Linked DNA regions of Homo sapiens: all the other regions are linked to region 1. A link is a loop called in an ENCODE intact Hi-C map of the cell type or tissue named here. Cell type or tissue: CD14-positive monocyte. All regions are shown on one strand. Region 1 has its middle 72 kb from the start of TNFSF18. Region 2 overlaps TNFSF4 (TNF superfamily member 4). Region 3 has its middle 41 kb from the start of TNFSF18. Region 4 holds the start of TNFSF18 (TNF superfamily member 18).

Region 1 (5,000 bases):
AGTAAATCTTCTGGTAGAGGCTCTTCCATCAGCCGGAAGAAAAAAAATCATTGGCTGTCAGAGTAGACAGGGTTGATGTCATTTGATATAAGATATGGATGGTAACATGGGCCTTCAAGGTAATGTTCTTGAAGGATAGGCTGAATTTGAGGTAATGTAGATGAAGGGGAGTGGGTAGTGGTTGAGGTCCTGTAGGGTCAGAATGATATGGATGTTAAGGGCAGAGTAAGGGGAAGAGCGTGGCTGTCACGGGGGTCAGGGTTGGCAATGCAGCATGGAGTCAACAATGTTTGTGATCTTCCCAAGGAGGGCATCCAGGTTGAGATCTCATTATGTAGAAGAAAGCATATTGGAAAATGAGGGAGGAATTAGGGCAGTACAGGAAAATGAGATAATAGACTGTCGAATACCTTAAATTCTATTTAATTCACAATATGTAAGGCACCGGAGTGTTGTAAGTGTCAAGGGGTGCAGCATCAGCAGAATAAAAGAAGTCAGGATTGTCACATGCGTCCGTGTGAACAGACCACCAATCAGGCTTTGTGTGAGCAACAAGCCTGTTTATTTCACCTGGGTGCAGGCGGGCTGAGTCCGAAAAGAGAGTCAGTGAAGGGAGATGGGGTGGGGTCGTTTTATAGGATTTTGGCGGGTAGTGGAAAATTACAGTCAAAGGGGGTTTTTCTCTTGCGGGCAGGGGTGGGAGTCACAAGGTGCTCAGTTGGGGAGCTTCTGAGCCAGAAGGAATTTCACAAGGTTAATCTCTCAGTTAAGGTGGTGCAGGAACAAATCCCAATGGTGGAATGTCATCAGTTAAGGCAGTAACCTGCCATTTTCACTTTTGTGATTCTTCACTTGTTTCAGGCCATCTGGATGTATACTTGCAGGTCACAGGGGATATGTTGGCTTAGCTTGGGCCCAGAGGCCTGACATTCCTGTCTTTTTATATCAATAAGAAAAATAACATAAAATAGTATTGAAGAGTTGGGGCAGTGAAAATTTTTCGGGGGTTGTATGGAGAGATAATGGGCAATATTTCTCAGGGCTGCTTCGAGCAGGATTAGGGGCGGCGTGGGAACCTAGAGTGGGAGATATTAAGCTGAAGAAGATTTTGTGGTAAGGGGCGATATTGTGGGGTTGTTAGAAGGAGCATTTGTCGTATGGAATGATTAGTGATGGCCTGGATGCGGTTTTGTATGAATTGAAAAACTAAATGGAAGACACAAGGTCCGAATAAGAGAAGGAGAAAAACAGGTATTAAAGAACTAAGAATCGGGAGGGCCCAGAACATCTAATTAGAGAGTGCCCAAGGGGGTTCAGCATAATTACTTGCTTGGTTGGCGAGTTTTTTGGCTCTATCCTTGAGTTCTTTTGTTGTTGTTGTCATATACCAGGCCAGATTGATTTAGGTAAAAACAACACTCTTCATTTAAAAATTATACAGAGTCCTCTTTTTTAGCAGTAAGTAGAGGCCTCGGCGATTTTGGAGGAAAGAGAAATGCAAAGCCAGCAATTGTTTGTTAACAAGGAATTGCTTAACGGAATGATATCTGGGGGAGGCAGGGAAATGAGTGAGGGCGTAGGAATCCTGGGGACCAAGAAGCAGCAAAAGTTCTTAGGGTGCTCTGAGTTTCTGAGAAGGAAGTGGTGGAGAGAGAGGCCAAGAGCCAGCCTCTGACAATTCTAAACATTGCCCGTAGTCACAGATGCTCAGTTTATAGACTCAGAATGAGTGTAGTCTTTCAGTGCCTTGACAACCCTTCCCCAGCAGGGACATGTCAGGTTCAAAGTCCGGAGGTCACCTGAGTACTTAATTCCGAGTCCATTTACTCTAGGCCTCTCAGTCTCTGCTGAAGCAGGAACCAGCCCTGATCTCCTTATTTGGGTATTAAGGAGCTGGGAGCTCATCGGACCACTAGAGAACAGGCAGTTCGGGGAATTAAAGGCAGATTAACAAAGGTTTGAGAGTGGAACTGGGCTCCCTGAATGCCAAAAGGAGGAAGCTGTCTACGCCTTCTGAGCCCAAGGCTTTTTTGCTTCCTTTGCTTGGCTTATCCAGCAAGTAGCTGCAGTGTCCCAGGAATGTGCTAAGTAAAGGAAGCATATGGTTGGTTTCACTTTTAAAATTAATTGCAACCTAGAGAAACTGGCAGAGATAGTATCCCTCCGGGGCTTCCGCTTCTCTGTGATGCAACTGGGGCCTGGAGGGTGCAGCTATGATGCAAATAGCTTGGGCCAGCACCAGAGTAATCTCTAGTGGGTGGAACTGTCAGAGGGGATTTTCTTTCTGTTAGGAAAAAAAATTGCATTCTTGCCCAGTGGTAAGAGGAAGAAGCTCCCGCATTTGCTCAATGAATGGAGACACAGCTGCAGAGCAGGAAATCTGAGTTCTGGTTCACTCGACCTGCCTGATTGTAAAGAGTAGTTGATTTTTTTTTTTGGTCCCTGTAGAAGGGTCTTTCTCTTGGCCACTTTAAGCAAGGAATAAAATGGCTTGTTCTCTTCAAGGGAGGAAATCGATCCTCCAGATCTGGGCCAGCACATTTACTTCACACAGCATATTTCTGACCCACCCACAAAATTTGGAAGTTTGTAGTTAGAGAAAGTAGAAGGCTGTCCAGATGAAATAAATGTCCTTCTGCGTCAAAACAGAACTGCTGACTTGACAGACATGTGCTTTGCAAGACCATTTCCAGGAGTGATGACAGAGTTATGATGGCCCACAGAACCTTGTACTTTCATTTACATAATTTGTAAGTTACATCCTGCCTTTTCCTAAAAGGAAAGATTTATGGTGCTTTACAAAAACAAACAAAATGAGCAACCTGGTGATTACAGTAGAAATGGAAGTTCTAAGATAGGAAGATGGAAATATTTAATTAGTAAATATGCCAAAAGGGAAACCAATATTATTACTGTGAATTGCATGTTCAAATAGTGAAAAGAAAGCAGCTCAAGTAGCCAAGTAGCCAAATAATAAAAAAAAAGAAGAAAAGAGGAAAGAGAGGGACCTATACTTATATAATATCTAGCATTACACTATCATTACACTAGGCACTTTTGTAGCTTTCCTTTAGTCCTTAGAACAGCCCTATGAGGGAGTTATTATTGTTGTTCCTACTTTATAAACAATAACAGAGAGTTTAAATATAGTAGCCCAAGATTGTATGACTAGTAGTTGGGACTAGGATACAGCTTTTTATTTTCATGCCTAATGGGGATCCAAGAAGATAGATAGTCTCAGTGGAGTTAAGAGTGTGGGTTCTGGAGAAACAGATGTATGGGCTCAAATCCTGGCTCCAACAAGTACTAGATGGATGCCTTCTGGAACATTATTTAACTACTCCACGCCCCATCTCTGAAATGGGGATAATGAGGATTACATGTGATAATCTATATAAAGCAAGTAGAATAATACTTGGAACACAGTAAATGCTCACAAAGTATTAATAATTGTTATACAGAAACTGTGGGAGTGGGTTGGCCAACAACTGTTGTGGTTTGTATTTTTTTTCTTCCTGGGTATCTTTTAAAGATAAAATTGAAACAGTGTCTGTCTATCACTCCTCTATCATAATTATTTGTACATTTATGGCAGCATATTCTTTGGTTGGCTCTTCCTATGGCAATACATTGTAATATTCTCCATAGAAAATAGAAAGATAATTCAATATTTAACCTAGCATGGCTGATCAAAATTTGTTTTTTTATGGATGACAGACGGAAAATTTTTCTTTCATCTTCAGCACTATTTATTTATTTATTTATTTATTTATTTATTTATTTATTTATTTTTTGAGACGGAGTCTCGCTCTGTTGACCAGGCTGGAGTGTAGTGGCGCCACCTCTGCTCACTGCAAGCTCCGCCTCCCGTGTTCACGCCCTTGTCCCGCCTCAGCCTCCCGAGTAGCTGGGAGTACAGGCGCCCGCAACCATGCCCGGCTAATTTTTTTTTGTGTTTTTAGTAGAGACGGGGTTTCATCCTGTTAGCTAGGATGTTCTCGGTCTCCTGACCTCGTGATCTGCCCGCTTCGGCCTCTCAAAGTGCTGGGATTACAGGCGTGAGCCACCGCGTGTGGCCTCAGCACTCATTATTAAATGTTCCCGATGTAACTGCTTGCCCGAGGATAAAGCTTCAGAGAATTCCAGCCCTGGAGTTCTCTCACATCTAGGATGTGATCTAGGCTGAGAGCTGCTGCCTCAGAAGCTCGTCCAAATTGGCGAAGCTTTTTAGCTCCCGGTTTCCTATCCCCACTGGGCTAGTCTTCAGGATGTGAGGAGGCCTTGGAGACTGAGTCATAGTGGCTCTCAAGGCAACATCTCATTAGATTCTTCTTCTTGGAGTAAACAATAGAGTCCAGAAGCCTGATGAGGTCTGCTTCTGGGGGCAAGCAGGTTGTTTCTGGGGGCAACGTGCATGTGTAGGTACTGCTGGCAGTCCGTGGGCCCTACTCATGGCCCCAGGACCAATGTGGCCAGCCCTAGGCACCATGCCATTCTTTCCTCGGCTGCATTCTTCCCTGGTGAGGAGTTGGCAGGCCAGACGGTTATGCCTATCTGGAGCTGGTGGACTCCTAAACTTACTGCTTCTAGGGCTTGCTTGGATCTCTCCCCTGGGTTCATCCTTCAGAGGGTAAACCACAGTTGTGGTATGTGCATCCCTATGCTTCAGAGAGGCTGAAGAATAGTGGTATTCATCAGAGATGGGATGAGGTGGGAGTGGGCCCTCCAGATTATTATGAAGCCATATCTCCAAGTAAGAGGGGAGGATATGTTTTATTTAACAGTTTGGTACTCGATTGTAACATTCATGTATTTATATGTATAGTATGAGGGCCTCCCTTTGTACTCTTACCATGGCTTCACAAATTTTGTGTGTGGACCTGTTGGTGAGTGACAGATCTCTGATCACAATTTAGCATGTATCTTGGGCGCCTGCGCCCAGTTTGTTCAGCTCTTTTCATGAGCCTTCTTCACCCTTACTAAGAACAACTGCTTCTCCT
Region 2 (5,000 bases), 71 kb before region 1:
GGAGGTTAAGAGAGAGATGACTGGGAAAATATGCTGGCAGAGATGGTAAGGGTTTGGCATGGAGAAAGAGAAGGCTTTGGATGGCAGTTAAAATGGCTTTTCTTTGTGTTCATTAAGTCCCAATAAACTCGTTATCCAACAAGGTTTTCAAAGCCACACATCTTTGTCTCTAAGAAATGTAACTTTTGGGATAAGTCTTTCTGAATATGAGAAACTCCTTCACCAAAGAATCAGTTTTTCCCATTTTTCCTACTCCTCTCTCTAGGTGGAATTCTGAACTTCCGTGATCAGAAGTCAGGGCTCATCTTTTTGTAAGGGGGCTGCTTCCACTGAGAATAGACCATGTCTGTCAGATAAGGATCTATCCTCTCAGTCTACTGTGGTGGCTAAGAGTGAAAAATTCTCCCTTTCTCTTCTGAGGCCCCTTGAGACACACCCTGAGAGCTTGTGAGGTCATGCTTTCATGATCTCTCAGATCTCCACTGGTTGGCATGAAGCCCAAGGTGCGGGGAGGAGAGGTTCACGTCCAGTGGCAGTGGTTTGGTGAACTGGGGAGTCCCCACTCCAGATGTGTTTCCCTCTACTAGCCCACTACTACCACCCTCTACTAGCCCACGTCCCACTGCTGCCCACCACCAAGGCCTTGACATTGTGGCCTTGTACCAAGCAAGGAATGGCAAGGCCGGTATAGTGAGTGCAGAGCCCACTTCCTGGTTTCATGCTTGGTGAGTATCATTTGCTCCTGCCACAGATACCCTTCACCAGGACAAATGTCAAATGGGTTTAAGGTCGACAGCCCCATACCACATCCTAGTGAGTCAGAATTAGAGGTACACACTCTCCAAAGATGAGCTCTTGAAACAAGTGTCACTTTCTTGGGAACACAGCACAGCCTGCTGAATAAATGCCAGATATCAGACACTTTCCACCTTTGTTTTTGGACAGCCCAGTGCTAAAAGCACTGAAGGAGGCCAAGAAAGAACCTAATTCTGACTCTTCTTTGCTACACCTGCATGGGGAGCCTGCTTTGTACTTGTCCATGGGCCTGCAGTTCCTTGCCAGGACAGTTTTACCTAATCAGAGCTGAGCTAATAATTCTGGCAACCTGAACTACATAGGCAACCCTGCAACATTGGTTGAGGAGCTCTTTCTAGAGCAGGGTTTCTGGATATTTTGATGTATATCTGTGTATTTTGACAACTATTCAAAAATTAATATTTAATCTTATTCAGTATTGATGATGAAAACAATTCAAGTTAATTTAGGACCCTCAGATAAATGCTTTTTTTTGGTGTTATTTACTCTTATGATAGTGTAGGATAAAGAGAAGGGATGTTATCATGAACTTGGGATTCACCTGAACTCAAATGAATAAATATTTATTCCCGACCAAGTTCTTAGCAGCACTAATTTTTATTTCCCTATCTGTAAAATATGGGTAGTTATTCTTTCTACATCACAATGTTATTTTGAGCAGCAAATGGGATAATACATTTGAAACAGTGCATAGCATATTGTAAGTACTCAATAAGGTTTTATTTATTCTTTGCCTTTTTTTTTTTTTTTTTTTGAGACAAGTTCTCTCTGTCATGCAGTGGCATGATTGTGGCTCCCTGCAGCCTCAATCTCCTGGGCTCAAGCGATCCTCCCACCTTAGCTTCCCAAGCAGTTGGGACCACAGAGGTGTACCACCATGTCCAGCTATTTTTTTTATTATTTTTTTATTTTTTTGTAGAAATAGGGTTTCACCATGTTGTCCAGGCTGGTCCTGGACTCCTGAGTGCAAGTGATCGGCCTGCTTTGACCTCCCAAAGTGCTGGGATTACAGGTGTGAGCTACCGCACCAGGCCCTTTTTCTTGAATGCACAAAGGATGGCCTCATTTCTAGACTTTTCTTCCAACTATTAATAATTATAGAATGTCTTTTGCTCATCCAGCTCTTCTCTGTCTTTCAAGGCCTAAGTCCAGGTCTTTCCTCCTTGTGCTGTCAAAGCCTACAGTGATTTTTCTGTTCTTTGAAATGTTATGACTTACATTGCCTGTAGGTATTTACTAAAGGTTTTATGTACAGGGACTATTTTCCCAACTGGCATAGAAGTTCATCAAAAGTAAGGATTGTATGTTCTATCTCCTTGTGTTCCAAGAGTTGAGTGTAATAACTGCTGCATAGCAAGTACTCAATAATTGCTGATGTTATTTTTAACCAAACTACCAAATAATATGACAACCATACTATTCATTCAACTACTGAATAACACTTACAGCAGAGAAAAAATTTCTTGAGCACCAGCTTTTGGACAGGCATGCTTTTTGCACAGGGTGTGGTTGAAGATAAATTCTCTGGATTTAGACTTTTGGAAGTTCATAGTTAACAGCAGTGATTTTTAAATCTGAACCTTGGTTACTTGTAAAAATGAAGATTCCTTGATCTACCCAGACCTTTTGAATTAGAGTCTTTGTGAATAATCTGACCATCTGCACTTAAAACAACAACAACAACATATTTTGGTGGTGATTCTAATGCACATTTAGAGTTTAAGAACCACTGGGCTGGTAACCTTCCTGTTGCATTATCAGCTGCTGCCAGACATGACGCTTGTACATTACATTATTCAGTCATTTGGTCAAAGAGCCCATATTTGCCAAGTGGGTACTTGATTGTTCCTTTTTTTTTTTTTTTTTGCTTCACTTATGGGAGCCCTGAAACCCAAGAGGGAAGCCTGGAGTGTGGGCTCTCCCTTTTCTTTCTCATGATGAGGTCATTGCCAATCATCTGTACGGCAACTTCTTCTTTTCTCTAAGCTTGCTATTAAAGTGGACATAAGGAATGGAATATTAAAATCTTCATAGAATTTTTTTCTTCAAATTCGCGTGGGAGAAAAATAGTACTTGTGTGGTATAATAAAAATTACTGAAATTGAAGGGCATGCATCAAATCTCTTCACTTCTGTGAGCCTTAATTTCTTCATATGCAAAATATAATGTTCAACTAAAATATGACTTCTTTTGCATTTTTTTCATGCTTCTAAGACCATTACATTCAAAATTCACGGCTATACTTCAATTCTGGCATGGATACTTAGGAGCATTTGCATTTCATCCTTGAGTATGGTGTGGACTCTTCAGACCTTCCAGATTGAAGAAGCTTTAGTCTATAGACTGTGCTTAGATGGAAGCCCCCTGGCCCTTTGATATTTTCTATTTTCTTTGAGTATGTGGAGAAGATCTGGGGATTTTGCTTTTCTTGATATACAAAACACTAAGTCTATGTGTGGGGGTAGACCAAATGTCTTCTGATTGTTTTCTGTCAACCTTTCTCATGAAACCCAAATTCTTTTGTATTGTTTCTCTGAGGTACAGGGAGTCAGAGCACTGATATGATAACTTTGTTAGTCTTTGTTTTTTTCTTTAATCCATTCCTTCATTCTGTTGTCATATAGTTTATATAGTATTATGTAGAATAAATTATGAACATGACATGGATATTGTTTTCCGTGTGCATCCAAGAATAATTGCTGATGTTTATTAACTTCTTGCAATGTTCCATGACAGGTCCTGATCACTGACATATATTATTTCATTCAAACTTTACAACTCTCTGATATACAGATTTTTACTATCTCCATTTTACAGATTAAGGAACAAAATCAGCAAGATAAATGCAATTTTCCCAAGGTCACACAGCTAAGTAGTCTTGAGTAGAGGAGATAAGACTTGTATTCACTGGCAGTATAATCAGTCAATAGAGTGTTTTTTAATGTTGGGGTTAACTGTACATTCTGTGGGTTTTGACAAGTGTATATAATGACATGTATTCACCATTACAGAATCATACAGGATGCTTTCACTACCCTAAAAACACCCTGTGCTCTACCTGTTTATTCCTCCCCCATTCCTAACCCCTGGCACCCACTGATCTTTTTAATCTCCATAGTTTTGCTTTTTCCAGAATGTCATATAGTTAGGTCATTCAGTATATACCGTTTTCAGATTGGCTTCTCTTGTATAATAATATGCATTTAATATTCCTCCATGTCTTTTCATAGCTTGATAGTTCATTTCTTTTTAGTGCTGCATAATGTTCCATTGTATGGTTGTATCAGTTTATTTATCCATTCACCTACTGAAGGACGTTTTGGCTGCTTCCAAGTTTTGACAATTATGAACAAAGCTGCTATAAACATCTTTGTGAATGAGTGACTTTAAATACTTGTATGGGAATACAGAGACTGAAACTCAAGGATTTGATTTAGGCCTTGAAGATGGTAAGATTTTAATGGGCAGAGACAGATGGAGGGACATGCTGGAGGCAGTGGTGTGATCTTGGCTCACTGCAACCTCTGTCTCCTGGGTTCAAGCGATTCTTGTGCTTCAGCCTCCCCAGTGGCTAAGATTACAGGTGCATACCACCACGCCTTGCTAATTTTTGTATTTTTTGTAGAGACAGGCTTTTGCCATGTTGGCCAGGCTGGTCTCAAACTCCTGATCTCATGTGATCTGCCTGCCTCGGCCTCCCAAAGTGCTGGGATTACAAGCGTCAGCCACTGCATCTGGCCTACATTTTTAAAATGCTTACCACGTACCATGTGCTGGCAAACTGCTGGATGCTTTAAGTTATCCTATCTAAACTTGGTGTTCATCTTCTGGAAAGTTCCGCTCACAGTATTATGTCTTATTTTCACATGTATAAAGGCTAAAGCGAAGAAATGCTATAACTTTTCCAAATTCAAAGAACCAGAGAAGTCACAGTTTGAACTAAATCTGACTCCAAAGTCTATGCTCTTTGTGCCATCCTACCAGGCTGCCTACCCAAGTGCAAGGAGATCAGAACAAATAGTTGGCTGGATCATTAGACACAGAAAGGATATATGTGGCAATAAAGCTTGACAATGAGGTTGGAGCCAGGCTCTTCAGAGCTTTGACTTGGGCACTGTGGGGGTGTCTCTGGGCACTGGGGTAGTCAGCATGAGGTCATCAGGTATGGAGGATGAGGGGGAAGA
Region 3 (5,000 bases), 110 kb after region 1:
TTTAGATTTTTTCGATCTTGAAAAATTTTTCTTTGATCCTGCTACCAACTCCAGCAATAGGTGAGGTGGGCTTTTCAAACCGTAGTCTATACCCCTTTGCTTATACTTCCTTATCTTTAAGTTATTCATGGGTTTGTGTTCCACCTCTACCACCAAAATGGAAATTTTAAGGTTATCCATGATGTCTCAAATGACGTATTCTCAGTTTTCTTATTTTTTGGCTTCTTTGAAGGATTAATTTGATTGACTCTTAAAGTCTTAAAACTCTCCCTGGCCCGTGACCTTCAAAATGTTTTACTGTTCTAGTTTTTTATGCTGCTCTAGTTGCCTTTCCAGTGCCCTTAAAATAAATTCCAAGCTATTCACAATGACTTACAAGCTCATTTATAGTTTTGGTCATTTGTCTAACTCTCTAGATTCATCTCTTGCCATCTTCTACCTTGTACTTTATACTCCTCTTGCTAACATTCTTTGGTTTCTTGATAATTGCTGTTTGTCCTTATTCAACTCTGTCCCTGGGACATGCTGCTCCTTCTCCTAGGATACCCATCCCACTTTCCCTTCATTTGGCTAACTCTACTCATTCCTTGTCTCAGCTGAAATGTGAGTTCCCCAGGGAGATATTCCCCAGCCTTTAAAGTAGGGCTGTATACTCTTTGAACACAGAGATCTATATCAAAACATTTATGTTTTTAACTGGAAGTTACCTCAATTAAGCTATAGGCTTTAAGAAGAATGTTTTTATGGCTGTATCTTTCTATAATGTGGCACATATAATTACTTACAAATGGTTGTTGAATGAATGCATAAATGAATGAGTGATCATCCATTCTCTGTCATCTCTATCGATTTCTCTTTTTCCTCTGTCCTTTCATGCACAAAAGTTGGGATAATTATATCTCTCATAATTATTGCATGGCATTTTTGTGAAGATTGAATGAGGTAATGTACACAAAATGATTTATTTCCAAATTCATGCATATAAGTATGCATAAAAACAGACATGCAACAAGATCACTTGATATAATTATTTTCCCTCACTAGCAAGACTTAGTCTCTTTTTTATGGTAAATGATGCTTTCAGAAATATCCATATTAGAATTCTCAGGCACTTCTGAGATTGGACAAATTTGTGTTAATCCTGATTAACCAAAGATACAAGAAGATTTGAGTGAAGGTTATAAAAATCACTGACATCCTTGTGAGGGTTCTCAGGAAAATTTGAGATTTTCTTTTTGCTTTTTTTTTTTTTTTTTTTTTTTGTGGAGGGGAACAGAGTCTCACTCTGTTACTCAGGTTGGATTGCAGCAGGGCAATCATGGCTCACTGCAGCCTCAACTTCCCAGACTTAAGAGGTTCTTCCACCTCAGCCTCCTGAGTAGCTTGGGACTATAGGCATAGGCTACCACACTCAGCTAATTTTTAAATTTTTTTGTAGAGACAGGGTCTCACTATGTTGCTCAGGCTGGTTTTGAACTCCTGGCCACAAGTGATCCTCCTACCTCAGCCTCCCAAAAAGCTAGGATTATAGGCATGAGACACTGCACCTGGCCACTTTTTGCAATCTTAACTCAGGACATAGGAAATTATCCATAAAATAATAATTTCTACCGATAGTTATTCTATCTTGAAAGTAAATCCATATTAAACAATGCCTTTCCTCATACTATAGTATGTTTTTTTTTCAATTTTCCTTGTTTTTGATTCCAGAAAGTTATCTAAGTTCTTTATTAATTAGTTTGTCATGGAACCACAAAAGGATAGATTTGAGAAGTTACAAAATCAGGAAGGGCTTTTATGTCCTTGTATTCACCTGTTGTTTTGGGGGAAATCTTGGTGTGCTTTTAGATAATCTCTGACAGTAGAGTAGAAATGAATAATATTTTTTAGAATTATATTTGAGAAAATCCAAATCCAAGAAGAAGTAATTTGCCTATAGTTCTCTGTGACAGTAGAGTCACAGAACTATACATAGAAATAAGATAATTTTTGATACCAACTTCTAAAAGCTAATCGCCAAGCTGTTTTCACAAATTCTGTTGATCACAACACATTCTGAAGTACTACTACTAATTCAAATTACTTATACTGGGCTTTGGTCTGATTGGATAATACTAATGAAACAAATAAACTAGGTTAAGTCCCTGGAAATTTCCTTATTTTACAGTATTCTAGCTTGTACTAATGTTTTACTAAAAGGGAAGCAGCCAGGAAAGAGGAAACAATACAAAATGATGTCATGTAGTCATGGAACGTGTTCTGGTTTAGTAATATTCATTTGAACTCATGCAAGTCAGCAGCCCTGGCCCATACTCACTGCTTCCTGGTCCAGCACTACAGTAGAGCAGAACCCACATATGGTTATGCTAGAGGGAATAGTGTGTACCTTTGCTAGGCTCTAAGGCAGGATAAAAATATCTACTCAAAGTGGAATCTCAGTATTTGGAACAGGGAATGAATATGCCAAGAACTCCAGGTTGCTAACATATCTTCTGGAGCTGAAGAATAAGTATAACTAATACTTACTAGCACTTAGTGTACCAGGAGCTCTTCTAAGTACTTTATGTGGAACAATTTATTTAATCCTAACAGATCTATGCCAAATAAGACAACTGAAATGTAGAGAAGATAAGAAACTTGCTCAAGTTCATGCAAGAAGTAAACGGCAATGTTAGGCTACAAGCATAGGTAGTTTGACTTTAGGACTGAACTCTTTATCATTTTGCTGTATTAGCTCACTTGTCAATGTCCATTGTAAGCCTCATTTAAGGCATGCAATCCTTACAAGATATTGTGTTAATTGGAGGAGAGTTACTGTCTAGATTGAGAGTAATTATTATGAAGCATACTGATAGTTGACATAAAAATGACAAATGAAAACGTCATTTAATCAAATATTAATTGAACACCACATAACTGACCTCTGGGAAGAACTGAGGAAGCTGTAAAAAAATGGAAACTTGAACCTGCTGACCAAGGCACCAGGCCAGCCTTCCTGAGGACTCTAGCAGCAAATTTACCCATGGACCACTAGAAAGCCATCCTAGAATTTCTGGTTAGACTGACTGATGAAGAGCTTCCCCTGCCAAAGTGAGTCTGTAAAGACTGAAATAAGTGACTACTTCTTTAATTGTGCAGACATCAACACATGGCCAAAAAGATCACACACAATCAGGGAAACATGATACTATCCAAGGAACAAAAAAAAGTGCCAGTAAATGACATGAAGGAAATGATTTACCAACTATCTGATAAAAAATTCAAAATAATCATCTTAGAAAAGCTCAGTGAGCTACAAGAGGATAAAGATAGATAACTAAACAAAATTAGAAATAGTACATGAAAAAAATGAGTTCAACAAAGAGACAGTAACCATAAAAACAACCAAACATAAATCATGACGCAAAATAACATAATTACTGAGATAAAAAATTCCATAGAGAACTTCAACAGCAGATTTGATAAAGCTGAAGAAAGAATCAAGGAGACTGAAGGTAGATCATTTGAATGACCAGTCAGAGGAACGAACAGCACAGAAACAGAAAGAGGAGGAAAGATTACTTTTAAAAATAGTGACAGAAAACTTCCCAAATCTGTAGAGGAAAGGGAACATCCAGATCCATAAACCCCATTGAATCCCAAATAAATTAAATATAAACACATCTTTACCGAGACACATTATAATCTCTCAAAAGTAAAAGTGAAAGATAATTTTCAAAGCAGCAAGAGAAAAGCAACTAGTCACATACAAGATAACACCAAAAGGAAATTTGTGGATTCCTCAGTAGAAAGCTTGCAGGCCAAGGGAGAGTGGAATGAAATAGTCAAAATACTGAAAAAAAAAATCCCATCATCCAAGAGTACTATTCTAGGCAAGGCTTTTAGAAATGAAACAGAGGTAAGGACTTTCCCAGAGAACAAAAGCTGTGAGAGTTCATTACCACTAGACATGCCTTATGAGAAATGCTAAGAAAATTCTTCAAACTGAAAGGAAATCATGCTATTTAGTAATATAAAACATATGAAAATATAAAATTTAGGGATCAAAGTAAGTATACAACCAAATTCAGATTATTCTCATACTGCAGTGGTGGTGTAAGTAGGTATAAGTGCGTAAATCACTTATGTCATTAGTATAAAGATTAAAAGACAAAGCTATTAAAATTAATGATAGCTGTAATAATTTGTTAAGGAATAAACAGTATAACAAGATATAAATTGTTTTTAAATGTGATTGAAGTAAAGTTGCTATGAGCTTAAATGAGACTGTTACAACTACAAGATATTTTATTTAAGCCTCATAACCATAAGGCAAAAACATAATAGATACACAATAGCAAAATAGTCAAAGCATACCACTAGAGAAAAATCATCTAATAACAAAGGAAGACAGCAAAAGAGGAAAAAAAGAACAAAGGAGCTACAAAGCAAGAAGAAAACAATGAACAAAATGGCAATAGTAAGGACTCACTTATCAATAATTACCTTGAATGTAAATGTATTAAATTTTCTAATAAAAAACCAGAGTGGCTGAACAGATTAAAAGAAGAAAACCAGCAGCAAGACCAACTATATGCTGCCTACAAGAGACCCACTTCATGTTTAAAAATATATATAGGCTAGAAGTGAAAAGATAGAAAAAGATATTCCAGGCAAATAGAAAATTTAAAAAGCAGGGGTAGCAATACTTACATAAAATAGATTTTAAGTCAAAAACTGTAAAAAGAGACAAAGAAGGTCATTATATAATGATAAAGAGGTCAATCCTTCAAGAGGAACAACAGTTGTATATATATGCACCCATCATAGGAATACCTAAATAGATAAAGCAAATATTAATAGATCTGAAGGGAGATATAGACTGCAATAAAATGCAATACAATAATAGTAGGGGACTTCAATATCCTACTTTCAACAATAGATAGATCATCCAGGCAGAAAATCAATAAGGAAACATTGGGCTTCTACACTCTAGACCAAATGGGCCTAACAAACACATA
Region 4 (5,000 bases), 72 kb after region 1:
TTCTTATGTATAGTATCAATTTGGGCGTCTGTCTCCCTGCGGATAAGGTTTCAATTTGGTTAGATGGCAAATTCATTGGCAGCTGTTACTTTTTTTTTTTTTTTTTTTGAGACGGAGTCTCACTCTGTCGCCGGACTGGAGTGCAGTGGCGCAATCTCGGCTCACTGCAACCTCCACCTCCTGGGTTCAAGCGATTCCCTTGCATCAGCCTCCCGAGTAGCTGGGACCGTAGGCGCGCGCCACCACGCCTGGCTAATTTTTTGTATTTTAGTAGAGACGGGGTTTCACCATGTTGGCCAGGGCAGCTCTTACTTTTTAAAATATCCCCCAAATCTCCTAGCACAGTAGTGGGCAGATAGTAAATGTTTGACATGGATTTGCTTGTCAGATTTAATTGAAAAACAAACAAACAAAAAAAACCCAGAAACTTCATGCTCAAGTATCTGAGCCAGGGACGGACCATAAACCCGAAGCTTGAATTGGTGCTCATTTACCTCTTGTCAAATCCTGAGATATAACATGTAATCCTGATAACTTACACCAAAATCGTGCCAACTGTGACTCATTGCTCTAGAATTTCAGAAAGTCTTGCCTACTGTTACCTGTCTTAACTTGAAGTTTCCTCATTTCTAAATCCTATTTCATGAAAAGAGGCCCTAGAATATAGTCTTCTTGAAATAAGTATGTCATCTTTCTTAAGATACTGTCATAAGGTTAAATAATTAATAAGGATATTCCAGGGCCTAACAGTGGTTAAAGGCGGAAGGAGGAACTGGATTTTATTTAAAACAGTTTCTCATGTGAATAAATGTTTACCTAAGGTAGCAAGCCAGGGAAATTCCCTCAAAAATTTGGAAAGCAGACAGGAAAAGGGGCAGATCATAAAAACAGGAAGGACATAATTTAACTTCCAATTTTAAGTTCTGTGCTTGTGTATATGAATTCCAGATCTGATGCAAGTGCAAAGGTTATGGGATCAAGGCATCAGTCTTTTTCTAGAGTAAGTTTATTCTTTATCCCTGCATTGCAGCATCTAAGTACAGAGCCACAAAAACATTTGTTGTGTTGAAAAATCATTTTTGTGTAACTGGTCTTTTAAGAAGTAGTTTATTGAACAAGGTAAAATAGGGCCCAAATTAAAATTTTGACAGTTCAGAGAGAAATATTGCTAATAATATTGTAAATAGTGCAATATTAAGACAAAATGGTTGGATTACAAAGCAGTATCTGTGGGCTTGAGTTTTCACTCCATCATTAACCAGCCAGCAGTGATTTGAGACACTACTCACACCCTCTTGTCCTTAGTTTCCTTTTTTTGTAAAGGAGGATGTTAAATCTCTGGACTTTTTTCTAATTTATAAATCGTCAATTCTCTCTTAGATTAAAAAATAGGTTTTCCAAAATACTTTCATTGTACTTCCTTTTGTTTAAGTAAACTTTAGGTGAATTTTATCTTGTGGGAAAGATAAAGAATGTTCATTCTTTTCTAGGATTTAATAATTGAATTAAACTTCACTACATCGCTAAAGAGGGTAGAGAAGAGATAATCTAACATTTATGGAATGCATAAACTTTTCACCTTCATTTCATTCTCCACAAAAGCATTATAAAGTGAAAATTTTCTCCATTTTACAGTGAAGGAAACTGAAGCTCAGAGAACTCAAGTAACATGCCTAAGGCCACAGAGCAGGTAGGAACTGGGCAGTGCCAGCCTCTGCTCTTGAGGTCTGTCTGATTTAAAAGCCTGTGTGACTGAGGTCCATAGAACCAGGAGACTTCCTCAATTTTGTAGTAAACCCATATTTTTGGGCCCAGGAAGAAAACCCAAGGTTTTTTTTTTTTTTTTTTTGGAATAGAGTATAAGCTCTGGCTGAGGGCAGGATGCAGGAAAATATCCTTCTGTAAAATAACTTCTTATGCCAGAACTAGATTATCAGAGTTTAAAAATGATGAAATATAAAATTGAGCTTGTTGTATTTACAATTTTTTATTAAATTCTTGTAATACACTTGATATTTTCTAGAGACTCAGAATGAACGCATTCTATACACTAGAAATTGATGAAACATTTTTGTGAGTATAGATTTTATTTTTCCAGGTTTACTGAAGTATAATTGACAAATAAAAATTGTGGGTATTTAAGGTAAACAAGATGATGACTTGATTAAAACTCTATTTTTTCCAAACTAGAGATCCTAGCCTCTCCAACTTCCTAACACTCTGCCGCTCATGTACATGATATCTGGAGTATGGTAGGGGGATTAATCTCAAACTTTATTTTTTCTTATAAAAAGTGATTTTCTTATCTAGAAATAATCTGGAATACTTTCTTAGATGAGAGCACACCACTTTATTCTCCCAAGCCTCCTCTACACGTGCACTGTACTGCCGTTTGATTTAGGAAAGAAATTTTTTTCCCCTCTGAACTTCCCTTGTGCTTTTTTTTTTATGTTCTGAGTTTGTGTTGGCTTTCAGCCTTCCGTTCCTTTTGTTGTATTTGATCTGGTGCCAAATGAGAGTCAGCACTTAAGTTATAAGTATCATTTTCTAACACAGTGACAGAAGGAAAACTCCGCCTTCCACACCCACTACTAATTACCATATTGCTACAAAACATGACATTGCATCCTTCACCCATCACTTGTGAATTTTTGTTTTCCACAGCTCTCATTTCTCCAAAAATGTGTTTGAGCCACTTGGAAAATATGCCTTTAAGCCATTCAAGAACTCAAGGAGCTCAGAGATCATCCTGGAAGCTGTGGCTCTTTTGCTCAATAGTTATGTTGCTATTTCTTTGCTCCTTCAGTTGGCTAATCTTTATTTTTCTCCAATTAGAGGTAAGGAGGCAATTGTACCTAAGGTTACTATTTGCTATAATCCTCTATTTATTTGTTTTTCTAGTTGTTATCATTGTCACTCAGTATTGTTAGCAATAGTTGGAAGGAAGAGATGTGTATACATAATGTAAATACAATTCTAATATTGTCATGACATGGCGTTTGAAGTTTATCTAAAGGTTTTGAGATAAAAGGTATCAGAAAATGCTAAATGTTAGCTGCAGAACTCTGTTAGATAGAGAGAACTGGTTAAGCCAATTGACAGGGGCCTGTGGAGTATTTTTCCTTCCCTCTGCTATAGCTCTTGGTGGAATAAAAAAGGTAAAAATATGAATGAATATCAAGGAATGGGATGCAAGCTATAGTCTTATTTATGGAAAAGACTTAAAAAAATAGTGAAAGACAGGATTAAGTAAATGACAGGTGGTTTGTGTGTCTTTGAGGAGGGAAGTGGCCCTGAGCTAGGTGTAAGAAGATCTGGATTCTGGTTCTGGGTCTCCTAATAACCAGCTGTATAAATTTGATAAAGACATTTAATCTCTCTAGTTTGCAGCTTCTTTATCTAAAAAAACTGGTGGTAGGGGAATGGATTTATTATGATGTTTCTTCTAGCTATAAAATGTCATGATCAAGAATTTATTTAAGGGTAGTATGAAGAATAAATGCCTAAGTCACTCAAAAGCAGGGAACAATGACTTTAGATTGAGTTGATCAGGGAAGACTTCATGGAGGAATGAGAAAGCCCATATCTATTTGGGAAGCCCCTGATGCTTGTCAGGAATTTCCCATTGAGATGCAGGCCAAGCTGTGGGCCTAGAGAATGGGATGGTACACTGGGAATGGAGATTAGTTTTGTTCTTTACTAAAAAATCTTTCCTCACAGTTAACTACGTAGCACTGATCAAAAAGAAAATAAGAAATGCTTTATTTATTTCAGGATTTAGCCTATTTCTGGCTAAATTTGAAGACTCTAAGTTTTGGGGAGAATAAAGTGGCATATGTCCATCTGAGAAAGAGTTGAAATGTGACTGCAGAAACACTTTTCTTAAGGGAACTGACCAGCAAAGATTTCAAAGATATAGTTCTACCACTTAAGATAAGTAAAAGTAATTGAGAAAAGATGCAGGAGGAAGCAGTCCCCTATTGATATTAATTTAGAGTAGGTATAGCTTTGGCCAATTTTTCCACAGTAGCCCATTAATTTGTATTCCATAACTGTATACAAGGCTTATGTGCAACAGAGGCATTTCTAATTACAACCCTGCTCTCTCAAGAAATGTATGAAGCAGAAGTGTGAACTTTCTGGGTCAGTGAAGTTGAAAGAAAGAATTGTCAGAAATTCTTAGTGTCTAGATTTCTGAAGAAGAGGAAGGGTGAGAATAGCAATAACTTAAATTTGGAAGTGCTTCTTTCTTCTAAAAATTATAAGATTAATTAGCCAGATAACCCTGAAGAACACTGAATATAAGCATCATCAGTTCCTACATATGACTCAGGAATGAATACACAGAAGCCTTTCCCAAAGGCACCCAGCAGTTCTTGCAAAGGGAAAGAGAAAGTCTAATAATGCCAGATCATCTGGGACACCTCTCTTCAGAATCAAACTGGATTAATCCCATGTGTTTGAGCTCTGATTCTGGTTTCTCTCTCCTAGATCCAGTTTCTCAATGAAATGTTCTACCTCTAAAGATAACCCAGAGTTTGTTTCAAATTTGGGGAAGTATAAAATGTTTTTAGAATATTGTTCTGACAGGACACTTGCAGGATTTGTTTCTATGGGAAAAGCCAGTGGCCTGGCCAACCATACATGATATTAGCTTCTGCATTTCACTTTCCACTTACCTGTACTTCCCTTTCCCTATTGGCCACAAATAAATATCTCTGGAAAAGAAGTCTGAGAGGCTGGCAGATAGTGATTCATTATGATGTGGCCACTTCCACATTGTCACAATACCCATGAACCGTGAAGTTTTATTTTGGTCTCCACTCTAGTTTTTACATACAAAGTCCCACTTTCCAGATTGTCTAGACACTACTTTAAAAAGTGTACACTTAAAAGAAAGTGTAACACTTTAAAAAGTGTTAGATGGGAAGCTTGGCTCCTTGGGTCAATTTTTTTCTTTTTTTCTCTCTTCTTTGAGAAAATATTTAACTAAAAGGATA

What was found. A loop is a pair of places that touch in the nucleus more often than their neighbours do. Peaks named below come from ENCODE experiments on the same cell type or tissue, not always from the same donor. Only the 100,000 strongest peaks of a DNase experiment are listed, where the experiment ranks them.
Region 2: it touches region 1 in a loop (2.1-fold over the local background); 13 of 110 quality-filtered maps call a loop at or near these places.
Region 3: it touches region 1 in a loop (2.5-fold over the local background); 5 of 110 quality-filtered maps call a loop at or near these places.
Region 4: it touches region 1 in a loop (2.2-fold over the local background); 6 of 110 quality-filtered maps call a loop at or near these places.

Annotation. Positions count from the first base shown.
Region 1 is chr1:173,120,359-173,125,358 of GRCh38, reverse strand. No RefSeq gene overlaps it. Among named protein-coding and RNA genes, the nearest start is that of TNFSF18, 72 kb to the right of the region's middle. RefSeq lists a silencer at 1,795-2,089 and an enhancer at 2,116-2,681. In CD14-positive monocyte, no CTCF peak of the experiment used is centred here; DNase peaks (open chromatin) are centred at 2,228 and 2,668; H3K4me3 peaks cover 1,379 bases; H3K27ac peaks cover 2,297 bases.
Region 2 is chr1:173,191,451-173,196,450 of GRCh38, reverse strand. The region is part of intron 1 of TNFSF4 (TNF superfamily member 4); the gene reads left to right. Among named protein-coding and RNA genes, the nearest start is that of TNFSF4, 13 kb to the left of the region's middle. In CD14-positive monocyte, no CTCF peak of the experiment used is centred here; a DNase peak (open chromatin) is centred at 2,690; H3K27ac peaks cover 719 bases.
Region 3 is chr1:173,007,092-173,012,091 of GRCh38, reverse strand. No RefSeq gene overlaps it. Among named protein-coding and RNA genes, the nearest start is that of TNFSF18, 41 kb to the left of the region's middle. In CD14-positive monocyte, no CTCF peak of the experiment used is centred here; a DNase peak (open chromatin) is centred at 2,271; H3K27ac peaks cover 649 bases.
Region 4 is chr1:173,048,578-173,053,577 of GRCh38, reverse strand. It overlaps TNFSF18 (TNF superfamily member 18), which reads left to right and starts at 2,637. Exons shown (of 3, transcript NM_005092.4): 1 at 2,637-2,837. The coding sequence starts at 2,682. In CD14-positive monocyte, no CTCF peak of the experiment used is centred here; DNase peaks (open chromatin) are centred at 2,517 and 4,737; H3K27ac peaks cover 896 bases.